2 separate regions of the Mus musculus genome follow, and region 2 is linked to region 1. The links are chromatin loops, found by intact Hi-C in ENCODE. Cell type or tissue: left cerebral cortex. All regions are shown on one strand. Each heading gives the region's core, and the rest is flanking DNA. Links, peaks and the distances in the headings are about the cores only.

Evidence for each region. A loop is a pair of places that touch in the nucleus more often than their neighbours do. Peaks named below come from ENCODE experiments on the same cell type or tissue, not always from the same donor. Only the 100,000 strongest peaks of a DNase experiment are listed, where the experiment ranks them.
Region 2: it touches region 1 in a loop (2.2-fold over the local background); 12 of 42 quality-filtered maps call a loop at or near these places.

Annotation. Positions count from the first base shown.
Region 1 is chr4:156,120,005-156,124,393 of GRCm38, reverse strand. 9430015G10Rik (RIKEN cDNA 9430015G10 gene) reads right to left here. Exons shown (of 10, transcript NM_177205.1): 5 at 2,366-2,461; 6 at 1,978-2,043; 7 at 725-859; 8 at 393-418; 9 at 272-302. Among named protein-coding and RNA genes, the nearest start is that of Rnf223, 8.3 kb to the left of the region's middle. In left cerebral cortex, for the core only: no CTCF peak of the experiment used is centred there; a DNase peak (open chromatin) is centred at 1,806.
Region 2 is chr4:156,172,868-156,177,256 of GRCm38, reverse strand. It overlaps Agrn (agrin), which reads left to right. Exons shown (of 36, transcript NM_021604.3): 8 at 1-34; 9 at 107-301; 10 at 423-623; 11 at 705-853; 12 at 933-1,038; 13 at 2,041-2,157; 14 at 2,237-2,401; 15 at 2,543-2,686; 16 at 2,777-2,901; 17 at 2,975-3,080; 18 at 3,167-3,472; 19 at 3,577-3,714; 20 at 4,127-4,254; 21 at 4,375-4,389. Among named protein-coding and RNA genes, the nearest start is that of Gm46878, 11 kb to the left of the region's middle. In left cerebral cortex, for the core only: no CTCF peak of the experiment used is centred there; no DNase peak of the experiment used is centred there.

The DNA.
Region 1 (4,389 bases), core at 239-4,238:
TCTCAAGCAGAGCAAGACTGGACATGGCTAGAGAGGCTGGGAGTCTGGCCCTACGCTGAGAAGACAGCATGGAAACCGTGAGGGTGGTAAGAAGAGTAGCGCTTGCTCAACACCTGCCCTTTGCCCTGCCTGATGGAGCAGCTGACTTGGCATATAGTCAGGTCCTAGAGAAGAACCTTTATGTGTGGGGATAAAGCCATAGAGTAGGCTTAGAAGACGGCCCACAGTGAGACCCTTCCACCCAACTCCCATACCACGCTGCAGCCTGTACCTGAAGACTGTGGCAGGGGGACCATGGCAGCCTTGAAAAGAGAAAGGCAGAGTGAGGCTTGGATGGCCTGGTACAGGAACACACGACCCAGGTTTTCAGCCTAGTCGGGTAGGTTACTTACTGTCTCACCAGGCTGCAGGACAGGGGCTGGGGAAGAAAATGGAGTGTCACTCTGCTGCCCAGCAGCTGCCTTAGCTCTGAGTGCCCTAAGCACCCTGAGCCTAGACAGCTGCTCAGCCACATTTCTTACCTGGGGAACTCTAAGCAGCGGGGCCCAGCCTCACAGCCTCAGCTGTAACAACATCCAAGGCTCTGGGTCGATGGCTTTGAGCACAGTGCAGTCCCTGTGCCTGCTCTGTAGCTCTTGGGGAGCCCCTAGGCCCGGCATGGGTCAGACTCTGCATAGTACCTGTGAAGCTAGGCGGGTAGAAATTCAACCATAGAGGGAAGTACCTCTGTCTCTCCTGTAGAAAACCTCAGGAAGTTTGCTGGAGCGCTTGAGGTAGAAGAATCCAGCCACAGAGAGGATGAGGCCTGTGCTGATGAAGAGTGTCCCCAGGAAGAGAGAAGCTGCCACATGAGGACCCCCTGCAGACAAACCAACAGCTGCCAAGAGAGCCTGGGTTTGGGGAAATGGCTATCCAGTGCTCCTTGCCTAACCCCTGGGGCTCACTATTCCCCAAACATACCTGAGCCCCTACTAGGTGCCAGCCACAGGTCAGAGCCACCATGAGCCCAACACATCACAAGACAAGGAATAATTCCTGGCTCCAGAAGAATCAGGTCCTGGGCTCCCTCCATTAGACTGGCCTCTGCCTCTTGGACTGACAGTCAAAGCCTCCAGCCTTGGCAGCAGACACATCTACTGCACCTGCTTTCTGATACATGCAGCTGCCTTCTGCTCATCTCCATGTGTTTGGGGTCAAGACATACTAAGGGGTTGGTAGTTGACAGAACAATGTGACTGCCAGCTATGGGAAGTGCTGTCCATTGCTGTTGAAGGATGAGCCCAGGTTAGAGTGACGTGCCCCTAAAGTGACTCTGTTAGCTCAGAAGAGGCAGTCTTCTATTGGAGCTCAGTCTAGCTCCCTGACATATGGGGCTCCTCTGCCTTGGGCATATTCTCTCCAGCAGCATCAGGCCCAGACCATTCTCTTGCCTGGCTGACCACACTGCTAACCCAGACACATCCCTTTACTCCCGAGGCCTCCATCTAAGGTGAGCCTGAAGGCCCTGGAGATTCAAGCATCAGGTGACAGGGCCTGCCCCTTCCTTGAAAACAGCTCAGGAGGCATGGCCTATGTGTTTGTAGTCTCATCTGAGGCCTACATCCTGTAAGAGCAAATTGGGATGGAGCAATGCAATCCACAAGGCCTGGAGGTCACGGTGGACATGAAATGAAGCAAAGGCTGAGCATAAGTGAGTAGCAGTGACGGCTGCTACTAAATGACTGAAGCTCTTTGGAGACCATGAAGTATCTTCCTCCGATGGCATCCCAACACATGCCCACACGCAAGCTAAATAAGCCTCGTCCCAGGGGATGCTGGACTCTCTCCAGACCTCTTCCTTAACCAGAGTTCTTTACAGAAAATACTTGACTTCAGGACTGGCACTGGTACCAGTCCTAACTCTACTGATGTGCCCCAGCCCCAGCCCCAGGTCACAGACAGAAACACAGTGCTGGACTTATGAGCTAAGAGACTTACCAAAATGTGGCTGTCCAGGTGTCCCCGTGCTCCTGTTCATGGGAAGCTGCACGCCCCGGCCAGTGACTGTGGGAGAGCAGAACTGAGGGGAGGCCTGGGCCATGCCTGCGACCCTACTGAGGCCTCCACATATAGTGCTAAAGGGACATCTTAGAGATGAGACGGCAAGGAGTAGTTACACCCACAGCTGTCCTCAGTAAACAGAACACTCAGGGAGGGACGGAAGGGGCTGCTCACTGATAAACAATACTCCTGGGCAAGTGAGTATTGTCTTTGCAGTTGGAGAAGACAATTACAGTAGTTCCTTGGTTTCTCCCCAAATTGGACAGGAGGACCCCTGTGAGGTCTGTCTGGGGGAACTGGGGCAGATAGCTTGGAGAAGACATACGAATTCTACACTCAGAGCCATTGTATGTCGGGAGGGTCCCATTCCAGCACCGGACACAGCTAGCGCTCCCATCTGCATTCCAGTGCCTGTAGCAACCTGCACCAGAGGAGACAGGATTTTTCAGCCAAAGTCAGTCAAGATCATCTCAGTGTCTTCTGTAAGCTTTTCTGTATTGTGAATTGGTAATTCTCAACTCAAGAACACGAACATGTTGTGGAAGTCTATGGAGGCACAAGCTCCAGTTCCAGAAACGGGAAACTCGACAGGAAGCATACGGCTTTCAGCCAAGTTCTTATGGCCGGCGGTTACTAAGCCAGTCATTCATTTTACTGGATGCCTCAGGAGACTATTCTAAAGTGCTTGGGACAGAAACCTAAAATTAATAGGTCCCATTTGAAGGTCTTGACTATCTACCAGAACCACTTCCTCCAGGAGACAAGATAGCTGCCTACCTGTATGAGTGTAGCTCTAAGTACAGCACTGTGCCCTTACTTGGGTCTCTACACGGGGCAGGTGTACATAGGTTTGTTTGTTGTCCCTGTGCCATTTCCTAGGGTCTATGTAGCAGGATCAAGCCAAATTTCTATCCCAGACTTGTACTGACCAAAGCTATACCTTCCCGCTTGGAGTGACCCAGCCTGCACTGGCTAGCGATTTGTGGATAGCTGCTTCCCCTCTGGTGAGGTCATCCTGAAGACCATCTTATGCCTTTACTTCTAACATCCCCAACATAGACGATGAGCAGATACGTCCCATATATGTTAATTGGGTACTAGTACCCAAAGCTGGAGATTGAGCAGCATATACAGCTAAACCGTGGGTCACTGAACCTTAACATTGAATGTTACGACATCTGATCTGAACAGATGGCTGAGATGAGACAGAAGCCTTTTTGTGGTGGCAGAGACAGTATCAAGGACAATGGATAAGTGGTCTAGGAGGGACATCAGCTCATTCTAGCTCTAACAATGCTATGGGCAAATGACCACACAGGAACAAAGTCCAACTGCTCAGTTCTACTTGGGTGGGAGAGTCCTGCTCAAACATGGAGTCCTACATGTCTCCTACAGTGATCTCTCTTCCTCGTATCAATTCAAGGCTCAAGTAGATCTTACTGGAAGTATGTGTGTCTACTAAAGGCAAGACCAAAGAACATAGGGTGCTCCAGACAAAACCAGTACAAAAAGTGCAATGCTCAGGAGGAGCGATAGTGCATGCCCTTGGGAGGCAAAGGCAGGCGGTTCTCTAGGAGATCCAGGCGGCCAGAGCTGCATAGTGAGAACTGGTGGCAAAAAATAAAACAAACAAACAAACAAGTGAGCTCATCCCTAGAATCGTCCCTTTTACTAATTCCTGCGTTGAGATACAACTGAGTCTACCAAGGGCTGCTGCTGGGCTGCTAAATTATATGTAAGGAAAGAGGGTGGCCAGAGAGTCATGTGCTAGACCCGAAGGCTCCTGTGCCTCCCTACACAAACTTGGTTATCTCCATTCTTGTACCTATGCTCGGAGCCATCTTGAACTTTAAAAGAGAAACCCAGGAAAGTTCAACTGCTATAACTTTAGGTTAGAGGGTTGATGAAGGCCTTTGACATCCTCACATTTTCTCTGCTCACCACAGAACAATCTCCTTTTCTATTTATCACCACACCCATCCTTGACCCTCACCTTACTCCAGCCTCACCATTTTGTCCATGTTCTCTCACATGACACCTGACCAATGTTTTGAGGTGCTTGCTTCCCTGAGAAGTCCCTCTGGATTTATGTAGTCTTGCGTGTAATGGAACTCAGGACATGTGCCAAGGAGTACCCCTTGACAGATATCTAATCTAAAACAAGGCAGCCCGGAGTCTTACCTCAGGACAGGTCAAGATTGTGGGTGGCATCTCTCCTCGGTCTTCATCTCCTGGGTGCCCCTATTCGATTTCTCTCACCAGCTCTGAACCTTGTTAGCTGCTTTCAGAAAGCCCTGCCTTTATGGCCTCCTAGAATCTTCTGTGGGTCAGAGACTTTACCTCTGGCAC
Region 2 (4,389 bases), core at 84-4,083, 53 kb before region 1:
CGGGAAATCCGAGTGGCCCGCAGAGGACCGTGTGGTCAGTGGTGGGCCGGTGGGTTGGGTTGGGAGGAGGCTTCTGGTCAACATGGTGATAGAACTTCTTCCCCAGACCGATGTGGGCAGTGCCGGTTTGGATCCTTGTGCGAGGTGGAGACTGGACGCTGTGTGTGCCCCTCTGAGTGTGTGGAGTCAGCCCAGCCCGTATGTGGCTCTGACGGACACACATATGCTAGTGAATGTGAGCTGCATGTCCACGCCTGTACACACCAGATCAGCCTATACGTGGCCTCAGCCGGACACTGCCGTGAGTAGGACCAGAAGGGATAGGCTTCCATGAGTCTCTCTCTCCATCGGGGAAGCTCCATGAGTCTCTCTCTCCATCGGGGAAGCTCCATGCTTACTCTGCTTCTTACCATCTCCTGTAGAGACCTGTGGAGAAACAGTTTGTACCTTTGGGGCTGTGTGCTCAGCTGGACAGTGTGTATGTCCCCGTTGTGAGCACCCCCCACCTGGCCCTGTGTGCGGCAGTGATGGCGTCACCTACCTCAGTGCCTGTGAGCTCCGAGAGGCTGCCTGTCAGCAGCAGGTACAAATTGAGGAGGCCCGTGCAGGGCCGTGTGAGCCGGGTAAGCTCGGGTAACCGGTGCGCACCCCTAGATTCCAGTCTCTGAAGGAGACCTCATGGTGACCGCTCTGTTTTCCTGCAGCTGAGTGTGGCTCAGGGGGCTCTGGGTCTGGGGAAGACAATGCGTGTGAGCAGGAGCTGTGTCGGCAGCATGGTGGTGTCTGGGATGAGGACTCAGAAGACGGGCCGTGTGTCTGTGACTTTAGTTGCCAGAGTGTCCTTAAAAGCCCAGTGAGTACCCCAACTTTCCCATGGTTCCAGGGTGGGTGCGCTGAGGGCCAAGGTTGCTGAGGTTGACCCCACTCCTCAGGTGTGTGGCTCAGATGGAGTCACCTATAGCACGGAGTGCCATCTGAAGAAGGCCAGATGTGAAGCGCGGCAAGAGCTGTACGTCGCTGCTCAGGGAGCCTGCCGGGGTGAGTGGCACATCCCGCGTGTTCTGTGTGGCGTGTCCTCTGTATTTGTGCCTCTCTTTCTCTGTGCGTGTATGTTCTGTGGTGCATGGCATAGAGATAGAAGGCTGTGGGTATGTGCACACGCTATGGTGACTTTTATCATTATTGATGATAATGGCTTTTTATTTATTTATTTATTTATTTATTTAGGCTTTCTTTTTGTTATTTTACTTATTTTGAGGGAAGGTTTCTCTACATAGTCGTGGATGTTCTAGACCTAGCTACGTAGATCAGGATCAGGCTGGCCTTGAATTCATGTCTGCTTATGTTCCTTTGTTGCTGGGATTAAAGGTGTAAACCAAGTACTCCCTTTCTTGGCCAGATTAGGTGCCCAAAGGAGGCAGCAGTGAACATGAGGAGCACCCACTAGGCACTGGCAACCTTGTAGAAGAGATTGCTGCTAGGCTAGGAGTGGTGGTACCTGCGTTTAACCTCAGAGGCAGGTGGATCTCTGAGATTAGCTCTGTCAGGTCAGCTACAGAGCCAGCTCCAGGGCAGCTAGGGCTACACAGAGAAACTCTTGTCTCAGAAAAAGCGGTGGGGGTGGGGGCTGGAGAAAGGAGAGTGCACTGATGTATGTGTTTGTACATGGACAGAGATATATCCACACAGTAAATAATGTGTTAGAGGAATGTGAGTGAACACATGTTAATGTGTCTTTATATATTTGTGTACCCTTATATTTGTACTGCATGTCCGTGGCTCTGATAATGTGTGCATGTGGACGTATGTCCCTACCTGTGTATGTGGCTTTGTATGATTAATGGGTTTGGGGTTCTGTGTTTACTGTGTGTCTTTATATATGGTATCTTGATTTCACCCAGGACAGCCTCAGATTTTCGGGTCCTGGTGGGATTTGATGGCAAAGGGTCATGTGGTAGGAGTCACTGACACAGAAAGACTGGGTTTAGGGTAAACAAGTACCACTACATCAAATACGAACTACTGTGCACCTTTCCTCAGGCCCTACCTTGGCTCCACTGCTACCTATGGCCTCCCCACACTGTGCCCAAACCCCCTATGGCTGCTGCCAGGACAATGTCACTGCTGCCCAGGGTGTGGGCTTGGCTGGCTGTCCCAGTGAGTATTTGAGCCCAGCCCTGACCGTGGTCTCGCAGAGCTGTGCAGTTCCAGTGACCAGTGCTTTCTCCCCTTGTAGGCACCTGCCATTGCAACCCACACGGCTCCTATAGCGGCACTTGTGACCCAGTCACAGGGCAGTGCTCCTGCCGACCAGGTGTAGGAGGCCTCAGGTGTGATCGCTGTGAGCCTGGCTTCTGGAACTTCCGTGGCATTGTCACCGATGGACATAGTGGTTGCACTCGTGAGTAATGGAACTACATGCATTCCTGCCTGTCCACCCATCACTGATCATGGCTTGGCCCGACCCGTATCTGGTAGGGCTGGGGCAGGTTGGGAAACGTATCCAGGTCCAAACCATAAATTCTTCCCTCCCACTCCCCAGCCTGCAGCTGTGACCCTCGGGGTGCTGTAAGAGATGACTGTGAGCAGATGACTGGATTGTGTTCCTGTAGACCTGGTGTGGCTGGTCCCAAGTGTGGGCAGTGTCCAGATGGTCAAGCCCTGGGCCATCTTGGCTGTGAAGCAGGTGAGGGCCGGAACTGGTGCTGACCCCAGGACTCCCTATGCTGAGAGTGGGAGTAGTTGAGTTAACAGGAATTTTTTATCCCTATCTCAGATCCCACAACACCAGTGACTTGTGTGGAAATGCACTGTGAGTTTGGCGCCTCCTGCGTAGAGGAGGCTGGTTTTGCCCAGTGTGTCTGCCCAACTCTCACATGTCCAGAGGCTAACTCTACCAAGGTAAGGAGGGAAATCTGTAGAGAGCGACGGGGATAAGGAGGCCTTTCCCAAGCATGCTTTCCCTGGCCTCCAGGTCTGTGGATCAGATGGTGTCACATACGGCAATGAATGCCAGCTGAAGACCATTGCCTGCCGCCAGCGTCTGGACATCTCCATTCAGAGTCTTGGTCCATGCCGGGGTAAGGACCTAGAGCAACCGCCTAAAGCAAACCAGAAGGACCCGACCCTGTTCTGACTCGAGCCCCTAACATCCGTCTTTTTGCAGAGAGTGTTGCTCCTGGGGTTTCCCCTACATCTGCATCTATGACCACCCCAAGGCATATCCTGAGCAGGACACTGGCGTCTCCCCACAGCAGCCTTCCTCTGTCTCCCAGCACTACTGCCCATGATTGGCCCACCCCATTACCCACATCACCTCAGACCGTAGTCGGCACCCCCAGGAGCACTGCAGCCACACCCTCTGATGTGGCCAGTCTTGCTACAGCGATCTTCAGGGAATCTGGCAGCACCAACGGCAGTGGCGATGAGGAGCTCAGTGGCGATGAGGAGGCCAGTGGGGGCGGGTCTGGGGGTGAGCAGGGCCTCAGGGATGTGTGGGCAGGTTTGAGGGTGATGTGGGGGCAGAGCCCAAGAGTGGCTCCTCCCCGGGGCTGGGCTTAGACTGCGTTTCCCCAGGACTTGAGCCCCCGGTGGGCAGCGTTGTGGTGACCCACGGGCCACCCATCGAGAGGGCTTCCTGTTACAACTCACCTTTGGGCTGCTGCTCAGATGGCAAGACACCCTCACTGGACTCAGAAGGCTCCAACTGTCCAGGTGAGTGAACAGCAGGCAAAGGGCTTGAGGACAGCATAGACATGAGTGTGGCCTCACCCTGTGGCAGGCAGCAGGTTGGTATAAGGTTATGGTATTCTGGCTCCAGCACTTGAGTGTGGGGGGATTAGAGATTTGGCACACACATGCACTCTGGTTTCAGCCATTGACTATGCATGTGTGCCAAGGACCCTAACCCATCTTTCTCCTTGCAAGCCAGCTTGGGGCACCTGCTCCTAGGAATTGCCTGGTAACTGACGCCAGCCCTACCCTGGGGTTCCCACTTACTAACCCCATGACCATCTGACTAACACCCCCTGCCCTGCACCCCACATGGCTTGCTCTGGGCTTGTTCCTGTGGCTGCCCAGGAGGCTTAGATGGCATTGGCAGGGCCTCACTGCCCCTCCCCCACAGCTACCAAGGCATTCCAGGGCGTGCTGGAGCTTGAGGGGGTCGAGGGACAGGAACTGTTCTACACACCAGAGATGGCTGACCCCAAGTCAGAGTTGTTTGGGGAGACTGCAAGGAGCATTGAGAGCACGGTATGAGGGTTTGTGGGGTGTTCATTTAGGACAGACCCAGATGACTATGCAGTCAATAGCGAATCAATCTTAGCTGGGCTTAGACAGTACCTTGTGCCCTCACCCGTTAACTGCCCACAGCTGGACGACCTGTTC